Linked DNA regions of Homo sapiens: all the other regions are linked to region 2. The links are chromatin contacts, found by Hi-C in ENCODE. All regions are on one chromosome and are shown on one strand. Each heading gives the region's core, a stretch centred on a gene start or an enhancer-like site at or near the end of the contact. The rest is flanking DNA. Distances are from core to core; before and after follow the strand shown. Region 1 has its middle 64 kb from the start of SMIM21. Region 2 overlaps ZNF407 (zinc finger protein 407). Region 3 has its middle 47 kb from the start of PTGR3.

Region 1 (4,453 bases), core at 1,441-3,940, 470 kb after region 2:
GACCACCAGTAAGCGTGGGTGTGCGTGCACGTGAGTCACTCACTCATAAGGGACTCTCCGAGTGAGTGTGAGGGTGCGTGAGTGGTTGTGTGTGAGGTGATGAGTGTGTGTGAGTGGTTAAGTGTGTGTGAGTTTGTATGATTTTGTGTGTGTGTGAGGACGTGTGTGTTTGTGTGTGTGGTGATGTGTGTGTGTCTATGTCTGCATGAGTGTGTGTGCATATGTGTGAGTGTGTGTGAGAGAGTCACTCAGACTCTCACGAGCGAGTGTGAGGGTTCATGAGTGGCTGAGTGTGAGTGTGTGAATGGCTGAGTGTGAGGGAGTGTGAGTGTGTGTGAATGGCTGAGTGTGGGTGAGTGTGGCTTGAGTGTGAATGTGAGTGTGTGAATTTGCATATGTGAAGTAATGAGTGCGTGTGAGTGGCTGTGTTTGCATGAGTGTGAGTGTATGGTTATATGTGTTTGTGTATGGGCAAGGTGGTGTGTGTATGAGTGGCTAAGTGTGTCTGGTAAGTGAGTGTGAGTGTGCATGTATGTGAGGGTGTGTGTGAGGTGATGAGTGTCTGAGTGTGTCTGGTAAGTGAGTGTGAGTGTGCATGTATGTAAAGGTGTGTGTGTGAGGTGATGAGTGTCTGAGTGTGTCTGCATGTGAGTGTGTGTGTGTGTTGCAGGGAAGTGGGGGGTCAGAAAGCCTCACTCAGGTAGTGACCCCTCCACGAAGTCAGCAAACGCTCACTTCCCCTGCACCCTGCACACGGGTTGGTGGAACCCATGAATACAGAGGAAATGCACACTTGCACCAAAGAGGAAACCGCCCAAGCCCTCCCTCTGCTCTGTGTGTCTGCGTGTGCAGCTCCCATCCCAGAAAACAGAATCCATCAGCCAGGATGAAGTAAGTTCCAGCCACCAGGAACTCTATAGAGTGGTTCAAAATGGGTAAAACAAGAATATCTCGGAATCACAGAACACCAGCTCCTGTAAGGAGCCACACATTCCTAGAAAGGAGAAAAAACAGTCCTTCTGAAAAAACCCACTTCCAACACCCACATCCCACAGACACAACAAAATAGGAACAGGGGAAAATTCAAGATGGGGGAAAGCCCGGAAAAGCAACACCAGAGAGGGAAGACAAAGAGCAGCGTGACAGTCCACTTGCTGCTGCTCCGGAGTGAACCGTGAGGAATAGTCCTGGGAATTCACGAGCCGCTTTGCCACCTGTGAGAACACCGTGGCTTGGGCTGCTGGAGGAGCTGCTGGGTGCCGAGCAGCACGGCAGCTGGGAGCCTCCATGACCGATGCACCACGGGCCACGTGAGGCCCTGCAAACCCCAGCATGTAAATATACCCAGGTTTATTTACAGCCGTAAGTGCTCAGTATGACTGTCCACATAGAAACATATGCTATAAACACAATACCCAAGAGAGGTAGAATGCTTGGGGAAAAAGGAGAGAAGAAATTCCAACAGCTGGACCCCAGGTAACAAAAGTAAGGGATGGTTTACCCTCTATTTAAAAACCAATGGCATCTTTTTACTAAGAACTCTTTAAAAGAAAAGAAAAGCAAAGGAAAGAAATGCTTTGGGGTTTTGAAGTAAAAATTCATGACCAGGATGCCTTTACTTCCTGTCCCTTCAACCAAGACATCCTTTGCCGGAGTCCTTTATCTGGTGCTTTGTATACATATATTTAATCCTATACAAAAGTGATAGGATGTCAAGAAAGATCTATAATAACACCATTTTTTAATTTCACTTCAAAGACTTGGCAATTTCTGATCCATGTGACATTCACACTCCTTCAGGGTCAAACAACATCTTGCAGCCTTCATAAAATGATTAAATATTTTAAACAGCTCCTGCTTATACCTCCATCGCCCCTCGAGACTGATACTGTTATCGTTTTTGTCAAAGCCAGTTTCCATCCGCATTTGTCATTCCTGCTTGCATTTATGAGTTATCAATCGCCACGTCAAAATGCAAAATAACTGATGTTCTTTGGGCGGTATTGGATGGTCTATCTGGGGCTTTTAATCAATGCTGATTTCTATTTTCCATACCCATACATAAATCTTTACCATTCTGGGCCACATATAATGCGTTTGTACAAAACGCAGTGACAGAAGCAGTGGTTATATTATCAAACATTATACCTCGGGGCTAACTGAGTACCAAGGGCTTTCAAAAGGAACGCTGGGAATTACCGTGCGGGAGACATGACCGCAGTGGAGAATATAAGGAATTGGTTGTTGCCGTTTATAAATCAACATCCTGCTAGCTAATCCCTCTCACTTAAATACAGTCCAGATTCTTTCCCTGATCCTCTGTAACTTAGTCATTTTTTTTCTAAAAGGTAAAGTTTGCATAATCTACACAAATAATAATGAGCTGTGTGTTCTGATTTCTTCGACTTTTCCCCAGGGGCATAAATTCAAACGGCAGCATGGAACTTATTCAGGAATAGCTTTTTTTTTTTTTTTATTACCTATACTGGAATTTTCCATGTTATGTCTCACCCCCAGTTGATCTAAGAGAGAATTGGTTTTGCCCTTTCAAAGGGCATTTGCCTAGTTGAACAGCAGTCATTGCAGAAATCATTCAAACAAGACATTAGTGCCCAGCAGATTTCAGTACATGCGGGTGCCCAAGGCTGTGGGAACTCACACAGTACCTTTAAAATGAAGCAAGGGAGTATACGCAAGCTCAGAGTGGAACGCAGCACAGGTGTGGAACTGGCAGAGTCCAGAAATACACAGGTAATTCACCAGCTTCCTCAAAAGATTAAAACACGTGAGGAGCAGCCTCCAAAGTTTTTCCATTATGATTAGCTTGCTTCTTCATGGACCTTGCTGTAAACTAATTGGCCTCCTGCCCCTGCCCCCCTACCCCATTCCAGGCAGTGTAATGGCTGCCAGTTAGCTCCCCTGGCAGCAGACAGTGACAGGGCAAGGTTTTCAGTGGAAAGGGCTCTGGCTTAATTAGTTCTCTGGGATTCGCAGCAGAAATCAAGAACCCAGAAGACTGCTGCTATAACAAACTTGTATGTTCAGGAAACGTTGCAATTGTAAAGATGTCTCCCAGCATTTGAAATAGGAAGTCGAATACCAAAGTAAACAACAGTGTTGTTGAGGGATTAACAACGGTCAAACATGAGGATGAGAAAACTCACGTGGGCTCATACATCAGGGTGTCCTCTGAAAGGCAGTTTCAAAAGGCAACTTTGAGTAGCTGATTCAGAATAGTACCAGTATGATGAAAATGGCTTTCTGTACTGTGTTTCAAGAGGCAATATGTTCTGTATTGAATTCAAGTACTCACAGCTTAACAAAATCAGTGAGTAGCCAGCCTCATTTGGCAACTCGTGTGTTCAGTAAGCAGCATGTGATAACTTCAACATTTATTTATCTGAACACGGGGAGGCTCGCTGAGTGAACGGGAAGTCCCTGCCATCTCTGCAGTTTCAAAGGAGACTGATGTCATACGTCTTTGGAAAGGTCGTGTGACGTAATTAAGCAAGGCTGGGCTGCTGATGCCTGAGAGTGGCCTTGCAGGTGTGGCATTTGTCCTCCTTCTGTCCCTTGGGACCATCTGGACTGAGCCTACCCCCCCGGCATTTGGTAGGTCTTGGAATATTTGAAAATGACGGTCTAGCCCCCCTGAGTCCTCTCCTCTACATATCTCTCAGGTGTTGCTCAATCATTTTGGTCTTGCTTCTTCTCATCATTGTTTTTCCTTCTCTCTCCTCGGTACACTGTCGGCATTGTCCTCACCCTGGGAGCCACCAGCACTGACCACAGCCACCATGTGCAGTTGGATCAGGTCACAACAGCACGGCATTTTCACACTGACATTCTAAATGCTGCTTTTATTTTCGCATTGCAAGATTAAGTTATCATTTACTCCACAAGTACAGAGAGAGCGCCTACTGTGTGTTAGGTGCAGTGTGCAGTCTGGAGGCCACAGTCGTCTTGGCTGTCACCGTACCCCTAATAGCTGCACCTCTGTTCCATGCATTGTGGTATTTTTCATGTGGTCAGTACTTCTCAGTGGGAGGGCCCGTTTGCCCATTCTTCTTGGAAAACACAGCCAGCACAGAGTCAGGCCCAGGGAAAGTTCTTAACAAAGACTTCTGTGGGGACCTCATCGGGTTGTTTTAGGACTGCAATTGTTTTGCCACCATAGGTTTGGTTATTTTGGAGGTCTCAAGAGCAGTTCAGACAAGACACGATTCCTCAGTCATTCCCCGCAGGTTAGCCTGGGGCCATGGCCTTTGAGGGAGTGGAGGGAAGAGAAGGCCTAACATGGGTTCTGGGGCTGCCTCCTGGGCTTAGAAGCTGGGGGATTTGAAGCCCCCACCTCCGGGGGAGGGCCCCACTCCCTAGAAAAAGGCCCTGAGATGGCTGAATCCTGGGGGGAGAAATGTTGAATTTGCTTGAAAATTTACTACTTGTTTACTCT
Region 2 (4,166 bases), core at 553-3,052:
AAAAATACAAATGTCCCAGGCTGAAAGATTACTTTGAAAGCCTAAAATTCCAGTTACTTTCCAAACTTTTCTTAGGCTAATAATGATTCCAAGGCCTTCTTCAAATTGTGATGAATTTCTGGAAGACAAATGTGTCCCCTGAACTGTCTGTGCAGTGCTTGCTCCTGGTCAGATCGCCCCTTCCTGCTTGTCACCTGCACACAGTTCAGCCAGCCACAGGTAGATGTCAGTGTGGTGGCTGGTTTGCGAAACTGTTTTGTCCTGGCAAGCATAAAGATTGCTTTGAAAGGTTCTCCTAGCTTGTGTCATGATGACACTTTATACCGGTGTACTCCCTTTCACGTGGAGTAGAAGTTCCTGGCAAGTTTAGGTGGGATTTTTTTGAGGGGTTCCCTAACAAAATAAAATGAATGTCCTCTTAATTGTATCATCTGTTCAGGTGTTCTATAATGAAGTGTGAATGTTGTACTATGTGTTAATCTATTCTTCCTTTTTTTCTGACAATTCTTTGCAGCAGAACTTGAGTTCTTCCTGAATGAAATATTTCCTAGTTTTCTCTGCCCATTTCATTAGTGAATTTTATCTCATCAGTTCTAATTTTTTATTTGGTTTTGTATTTTGTATAATGTTTTTTATCTAGTGTTACTTTCATATTCAGCTTGCTTTATTCATAATTTTCTTTCTTGCCCTCTAACACACAAGTACATAGGCTTTTTAAAATTTTTGTTTTCAGCCTAAGAGGCTCTGTGCTGATATAGCACAAGCATTTACACTAGGTCTTTAGTTAACATTGTTAAATTTTATCTTAAAAAACAAAACAACCTTGTTTAAGTAAAAGATCTTACAAACTTGAAAACAAATAGATTCCATAGCATTAAAAATTATAAATTGGTTCACATGTCTTTAAAAGAAAAAGAATCAGAGATCCTACTTTTTGTTGATCAGTTACAAATAAGTTGCTTTGTTTGTTGATGTAGCTTAAATAGGCATTGGGATCACAGATTAATTAGAAGAGTCATTTTGAACACAAAGTGACCATGCATTCCGTCTGCTATCTCTTTAAGTAGAATCCAGATAAACATGTTTATTAAACCTGCTGTTGTTGAATCGCAAATCCAGTCATTATAAAAGGACCAAAGCTATCTTTGGGGATGGTCTTTCTACAAGGAATTACTATGGACAGTCCCTTGGGTAGTAGTTAGATATATCTGTATATATTGTGGAAGAAAGAAAGGCCTTAGAGATGAAAAAAATAGAAAATTTTTTTTTGGGCAATAGTCTCTTGCATAATAAGTTATTCCTTAGACACTAGAGCTATTATCAAACAACAAAACACTTTACTATGTAACTATCTATATCTTCCAGCAATAGAAGCTCATACAGTGTAGCTTATTAGGAAAACTCTCTAATCTCCAGGAGGAGCTGACAGAAGTCACCTATGCATCCCTACAGTGTGGGGTTGGATGTAGACTCAGCTGTGGATCTGAGAGAAAATAACCCAATTTTTGCAAGTACTATTGGTGGAAAATAGCAACGACAGAATAACTTTGAAGTATATAAAAGTTTGTACTTTATGTACAAATCAGTTTTCACTAATTTGGTCAGAGTGCTAAGATACTAGTTATTTCATTTTATTTTCAGCTTCTTTGTTTCCACATATTCTGAAATATTGCCTGTCTGGAGCCTGTAGAAAAAATGTGAAAGACAGAAAGACAAACTTTGAACATTTGGAAAATGGTGATGCCGTCGTTTTTATGAAGCAGAGGAAGACAGAGCAGCTTATGTATCAGCGTGTCTGACTCATTCCACTCCCTCTAGGCATAAGATGCTGCCTTCTGTGTGGTAGCATTTATTGTGTATATTTTGGCTCATCCCTAAGAATTTCTTTAAGACAATATTATATCTTTTATAAATTTTACATCTTTGTCTTCTTAATTAGGGAATGTAGCACAAATTTTTTGTTGGATTTTTTTTCCTATTCATATTATTTTCGTACTTAACTACATTTATTAGAAGTTCTAGAAAAAGAACTACTTCTGAGGTTTTGTTTTGTTTTGGTAAAACAATGTTGCACTGTTGCCAGCTGCAGAACTGCAAGTGAGCAATAATTCAAATAAATTAGAATTCCTTATTCAATAACGCAGTGTGTAACCTGATACTTTTCTCTGTGGAGAATTTTAACCTAATATTAATCTTTCCTCTTTAAACTTTAATCTCTTATTTTTAATTATTATGGCCTGAATCTTTGTAAACAACCTAGTCCTCATTTTGTATCTTTAATATTAGCTAGGGCACCATTTGGAGATCTCTGTGTAGGTCTTGAGTGTATGTTGATTAACTTGACATGGTATTTTCTTTCAGTACATTTTGTTTCTTCATCTTAAATTACAACTTTTAACACATACATGAAATGTCATAAAACAAGACTTTTTTCCATTGAGAGAAAACATAAATTTCAAATTTTGTGCTTAAATATGGAAATTAATATTTTGGATTGAAGTGTCTGGGGGGAAAAGTGGTTGACATTTGAATTTCATAAATTTGTTCCAATCTAAAAACCTCAGATATCTTTGAGTTAAAAGTTTAAGACTCTGTTCCACTCTGCACTCCCAAATTATACTTTTCCTTTGATTTCAAGTTCTCTTTTTCACTCGGACAAGCCTGGATTGTAGGTCACATGAGATTCTGTGGTAAAAGACAGCAGGAAGTCTGTGTGGGTTTCTCTCCACTGTCCATGCTGGATGATCTGTTTCCCTCCAAAAGCAGTAGGGAGCCAGTGGAGGATGTTGAGCAGGAAAATGACATAATCACACTTAACTTTGCAAAATCACTGGTGCAGTACAAATAATGAGTCAGAGAGGGATCCAACAGGAGACAGGAGACCATTTAAAAGACAATTGCAAAGGTACACGCAGAAAATCACCTTAAACTAATGCTGTGATGGAAGGGCAGAGAGTGGCAGGTGATGGGAAGGTGAACGAATGGATCTGTGGGCCCAGTGAATGGACTGAGGGGAGGGTGACAGAGAGCTGCACGCCATCCTTCGGGTGTGCTGGTCAGGGCTGCTGGGTGAGTGACCGTGCCAGTCAGGGAGGTCCTCTCTCCTGGAGGAGGATGTCCTTTAGGAAAAGGATGGTCTGGGATGAGCTGCTTATGAGATGCCCATGTGATGTCCAAATGAAACCAGGTCAATAGGTGTATAGTTCCATACTAATCTATGTGGAACTTGATGTGATTGATGTTTTCCTTGGAAAATGTGAAAAAGTGAAACAAGAAGAGAGGCAAATAGCCTGTATGGGAGACAGAGAAGCAGGCTCACAGACAGGGGAGGGACCTCCAGGAAAGAGAGGTGTCATACACCAAGCAAAGAGTGGGCGGCGTGCCAGGTGTTGATGAAATAGGAGAGTGCAGCCCGCCAGCCACAGCCACTGGGTCTCAGATTCTCTTGGGAAGACCCGTTTTAGTACAGTAGTGAGAACAGAAAACAGGTAAGTGGAGAGAAGTGCAGAAATGATAAGCTTGCCTTTTGCCTGGTGTTCACAGAAACTTTGCCTTGAGGCGGCTCTGTGAAAACACTGGGCCAGAGGGAAAGACAGAGGGTGGCAGCTGAAGGCAGGTAGACGGATGCGTGCTGTCTTTGTGTTGGCATTCATTTGTTTGCGTAAAATCACTTTCTGAAATGTACTTTAATGTTTATGTGCCAAATGTTTAAATGTCCATTGAAACCGTGAGGCTGAAAACTGCATTATTCGTGATGGCTAGTACAGTGTATACGTGATTAGGGTTGGTGAAGCAGGGGCACTGCTAATAGTTAGATCCTCTGAGGACTTCTCAGAACACTCCCGAGTTGAGCCAGTGCCTCACTATTGTCCTGTGGGTCGTCTCTCTGCACATGGAGAACTGTGGCTTCAGGCCTTCCCTGTCATTTCATGTGGCTGCGATAAGAACTTCCCACCTTTTGGGGGTACTGCATGGCACCACATTTTATCTTCACTGTGGTCGGAGTTTTGAGTCAAGAAAACAGAAGCGATGTCATGGTATATTCTGTCTCCTCCCTACCTATACACCCCAAAAGGTGGGGTTTTATTTGCCACATGTGGAGCGTTCTTACAGAAGCTTGTGTTGACTGTGTTTCACTAATTTAACAAGCTGCTTGCTGCTAGCTA
Region 3 (3,867 bases), core at 640-3,139, 260 kb after region 2:
CGAACAGATGGGTGGGTGTCCTGTGAAGGCTCATGATCTATGTGAGCAGAGCAGGCTGCGCCCTCCCTTTTTTTTTGTTTTTGATGCATCAGGGTCTGATGTGATATGATATGACAGAACATGTCAAAAATTTAGGGGAAAATAAAACCCTGGTTTTTTTTGAAACATCAAACTATTGCTATCAATAGGAACAGCAACTGTTCAAAAATTTGTTTCAGAACTGCCAAGAAGTGAACGTTCGTGGAAAAAAAAAAGTATTTTTCCCTGCTGTTTGCAAGGTGGACACAAATGCAGACGGTAGGAGGTTGACAACTTGACACATGTCTGATAAATCCAAAGCATACAAAGTCAACAACTCGCTGCTCAAGAAAGCATTCTCGAAATAAAGAGTGCTGCGCAGAGAAAGAAGAACCATTAAAAAATAGATTTTCCGAATTCAGTAAGTAGTTTAGCCCTCGGAGCGCCAGTCTTCAAAACAAGGAAGCTTTTTCTTTCTCCCTTTAAAAGAGAGAGAGAGAGACGGAGAGGAGGCGATGCTGGGCTTGGAGCGGAGGGGGCCTGCTGCATTTGAAATGAACCAGGTGAAGCAGTGCCGCATCCAGCCAGCAGATGTGCGAGGCTCGGAGGGCTGGTGACAGGGGTCAGGGTTCGAGCCTTCCAGATCCCGGCTGTTCGGCAGCTCAAGGCAGGAGTGGGTTGAATTTGATGAGTTGGTCCAGTTACAGGGAATTCACAGATCACAGTCAATGCCAGGAAGATTTGGCCACCAACAGCCTGTCTGCGGCTGGCCAGGGGGACGGCATTTGGGAAGCTCTGTCTGCTGCCTGAACACTTGAACACGGACAGAGAAAAAGGCACAGACACTCAGGGTGAGGGCTGCAGGCACCCGACTGAGTGCTGGAGAAAGGAAAAGAAAGAATGAATCATGTTCTTAATATCAAAATAATTAAGAATTTTGTTTTAACCATTTTTTCCCCAGACTGCTAATGCTCTTTTCTTTTTCCCATCATGATGAGTATGATGAGGAAGAAGATTGTAAATAAATGTGAAATGAATGGCAATTCTCATGCAAGTCTCACGTAAACAAAAGTATCAGCATTAAAGTTATGAATCCTAATTTGTGCCATGGAGCTAAAATCTGTATGCTTCTGAATTAGGGAAATATAGACATACAGCACTGAGAAGCGTCTCTGTGCGGTTCAGAAAACTGACACAGTCTCTCCAATTTATGGGAAAATTGACATAATTTTGCAAAAATGCAAAACCATTTGCGAACTGGGTTTTGCATAATGGGATTAATTTGGTTGACTGTCATATCCACTATGCTGCAAAATGCAAGGTAATCACAACATCATTCTGGGTTTTTTTTTTTTTTAAGGGAAGAAAGAGAAAGGAAGAAAGAAAGGAAAAGCATTTCCCCCTATTCTGACTATCTTTTCATTAAGGGAAAATACCCAGTCTTCTAGGTGGCACTGAGGTACCTCTAGAAAACAATGCTAGACAAAATTCTGCAATGGTTGCCTTCGTGAACTGAACTGAATTGGCCTAGCTCCAGTGAGAAAAATTAACAGCTTTCATAGAGCATGAACAATTGCTGCCAGAAAAAGTCCGTACTTTCTGCTTTGGGGTGTGTGTGCGTGTGTGTGCATTTGTGCAGAATTATACTGCACAACAGAGCTAGGGCTGTATTATATACAATTTGTTACCACACTCAATGATTTAACCTCATTATTATGAACCCTCTTTCTATCAATAAATAAGAGCTGATTATTCTGAGAAGAAGGCACAATATGTGAATTTGTGAAACAGCGAGGCTATGCCGTGGCGACAGTGACCCCAGCGTCTCAGTGGCTTCACACAGCACTGTTCTTTCTTCTTCGTGCTACGTGTCCAGCATCAGCAGGAAGGCTCTGTCAACTGCTGTCCCTCAGGGTCCATCCGGGCACAGGCTTCCTGGGATGCCCAGACAGGAAAGGGGACACGCAGTGAGCACACCAGGTCCGAAGGCTCCACTTGGAAGAAGCACTTTCACTTTCACCCACATCTCCCTGGCCAAAGCAAGTCGCATGGCCACACCTACCTTCAGAGGGCGCAGGGAGGACTAGAAGACAAGTGAGCCCATGTAGTTGCTGCCACAGTCAGCATGCTGGGAATTTTTCTATCTCTTTCCGTTACTCTAAAGATTGATGATGAAATAGACCCTTCTTTTTGTCTTCTCCAGATAGAGGGACAGGTGTGATTGGAGAGAGTTCTTCCTTCACTATGAGGCATTCAAGGCAGGGTGGCATTTTTCAACTCAACCCAACAACAACGGAGAGCCTGCCCCAGGCCTGCTAAAGAGGCTAATGTGGCAAGGAAGACATAGAAGACCATGTCTTCCTCATCTCAAGGGAATGATGGAAGAATGTTGGTAGGAGTAATGGGTGGATGAAAATACCTTCTATGCAAAGCCGAGCGTGGCCAGTGCTGCTATTCAGAAACACGAGAGTCCAGGCAGGCTTCCCATGAGAGGCGTTGACACTGAGCCTTGAAAGATTCCTGCTGGTGGGAAGGTGGGGAGGGGAACAGCAAGACCAAGGCATGTGGGAATAGTCAGTCGTCCAGTTTTCAAAGAGCTTCTGAGTTTCCTTGCAGAGAGCTGGCACTCTATGATGGGTGTCCTGGCAGTTAGAGGTGGGGAATGTACACTTGGTTTAGCAGCTCTGGACAAGAATGGCTCCACCTGTCTCCTTAGCATCATTCTAGATCCATAAGGTCATGCCTGGGCTGCTTACGCCAGTGACTCATTCTAAATCCGACAGTGCATTCTAGAGGCAGGAAGATCTGGGCTCAAGTCCCAGTTCTGCAATGTACTGACCATGTCACCTTGGGTGTGTTGCTTGGCCCCTGCAGGCCTGCCTTCTCATCTGAGTGGGTCTAATCATACCGACTTCATAGGGCTGTTTAGACTGAGGGTTAAAGATCATGTCTGTGAAGAATCTTGCATATAACAACAAAAAATAAAAACAATAATAAAAATTAAAAACAAAAACCTCACAACCAGACAAAGGAAGGAATTACTTTAGCATTAAGAAGAATATTCATTATAATACTTTCTCAATAAAAAGCTCTTGTTAATAGAATTGCATTGTTATTAGCTTTGTCTTAAGGACAATGACTGCTCATTAATTACATGAACACCCACTGGGGGCCTGCTCAGCTGACAGGGATTCCCCCAGCGCCCTTGTCTGTCCTTTGCTTGTGCCCTTCTGCTGTGGTCATTATCCAAGGGTGGCTTGGTCAACAGGGCTCTTTCTCCTAGGAGTGTGACACTTGGCCAGAGTCGCAGTGGAGCAGCATCACTTTGCTGACGTGTCCTATGGGATGTTCACGAGCAAGTATGCAGAGGCACCCTGAGCTGCTCTGTGGCCAGGGTGCAGGTGTTTGGCTGGTCCCTGAATTCTACAAACCAATGTAGTGCCCTCTCAAATCCCACTTTATGGTTCAGACAGCAGCAGGTCTCCTGTGCTGACCTCCAAGTTACACTTGGTCAACAAAACAGGCCTCTAAAATAAAGAAGACTCTTCTTGTTCTTAAACGGAATTCTCAAGTAAGAAAGTAAGAATGATTGATGATCAACTTGTGTTTTTTTCTTTCATGTAAACAATTGTCATGAGGTCAGTGAATCCCACGGAGCAGGTTGCAATAGAGGTGATGGTGATAAGGGAGCCGGAAGAGAATGGGCTTTGAAGGGTCCACAGGATGTGAGGTACAGACTGCACCCAGATTTGCACAGGACGTCTGGTGTGGGATGCAACGACCCCGAAGGTTTGTTTCTTGCTGCTGCAACTGGGTAGACTGACTCGGGCACTGCTCTTAGGTGAAATC

Evidence for each region. Hi-C counts contacts between places; a loop is a spot of excess contacts on that map. Pooled maps may share reads with other maps.
Region 1: a map of naive thymus-derived CD4-positive, alpha-beta T cell shows a loop between it and region 2 (24-fold over the local background). The contact joins two enhancer-like sites. A Hi-C loop is called at or near these places in 6 of 168 maps with a recorded cell type or tissue (B cell, CD4-positive, alpha-beta T cell, CD4-positive, alpha-beta memory T cell and 2 more), 2 of 37 single-sample maps with no recorded cell type and 10 of 50 pooled maps.
Region 3: a map of heart left ventricle shows a loop between it and region 2 (3-fold over the local background). The contact joins two enhancer-like sites. A Hi-C loop is called at or near these places in 3 of 168 maps with a recorded cell type or tissue (CD4-positive, alpha-beta memory T cell and heart left ventricle), 1 of 37 single-sample maps with no recorded cell type and 15 of 50 pooled maps.

Annotation. Positions count from the first base shown.
Region 1 is chr18:75,361,346-75,365,798 of GRCh38, forward strand. No RefSeq gene overlaps it. Among named protein-coding and RNA genes, the nearest start is that of SMIM21, 64 kb to the right of the region's middle. Within about 2 kb of position 2,691, at least 2 of the 41 ENCODE cell types and tissues checked have a DNase peak (open chromatin) inside an H3K27ac peak, as active enhancers do.
Region 2 is chr18:74,896,374-74,900,539 of GRCh38, forward strand. The region is part of intron 7 of ZNF407 (zinc finger protein 407); the gene reads left to right. Among named protein-coding and RNA genes, the nearest start is that of ZNF407, 300 kb to the left of the region's middle. Within about 2 kb of position 1,803, at least 2 of the 41 ENCODE cell types and tissues checked have a DNase peak (open chromatin) inside an H3K27ac peak, as active enhancers do.
Region 3 is chr18:75,159,867-75,163,733 of GRCh38, forward strand. No RefSeq gene overlaps it. Among named protein-coding and RNA genes, the nearest start is that of PTGR3, 47 kb to the right of the region's middle. Within about 2 kb of position 1,890, at least 7 of the 41 ENCODE cell types and tissues checked have a DNase peak (open chromatin) inside an H3K27ac peak, as active enhancers do.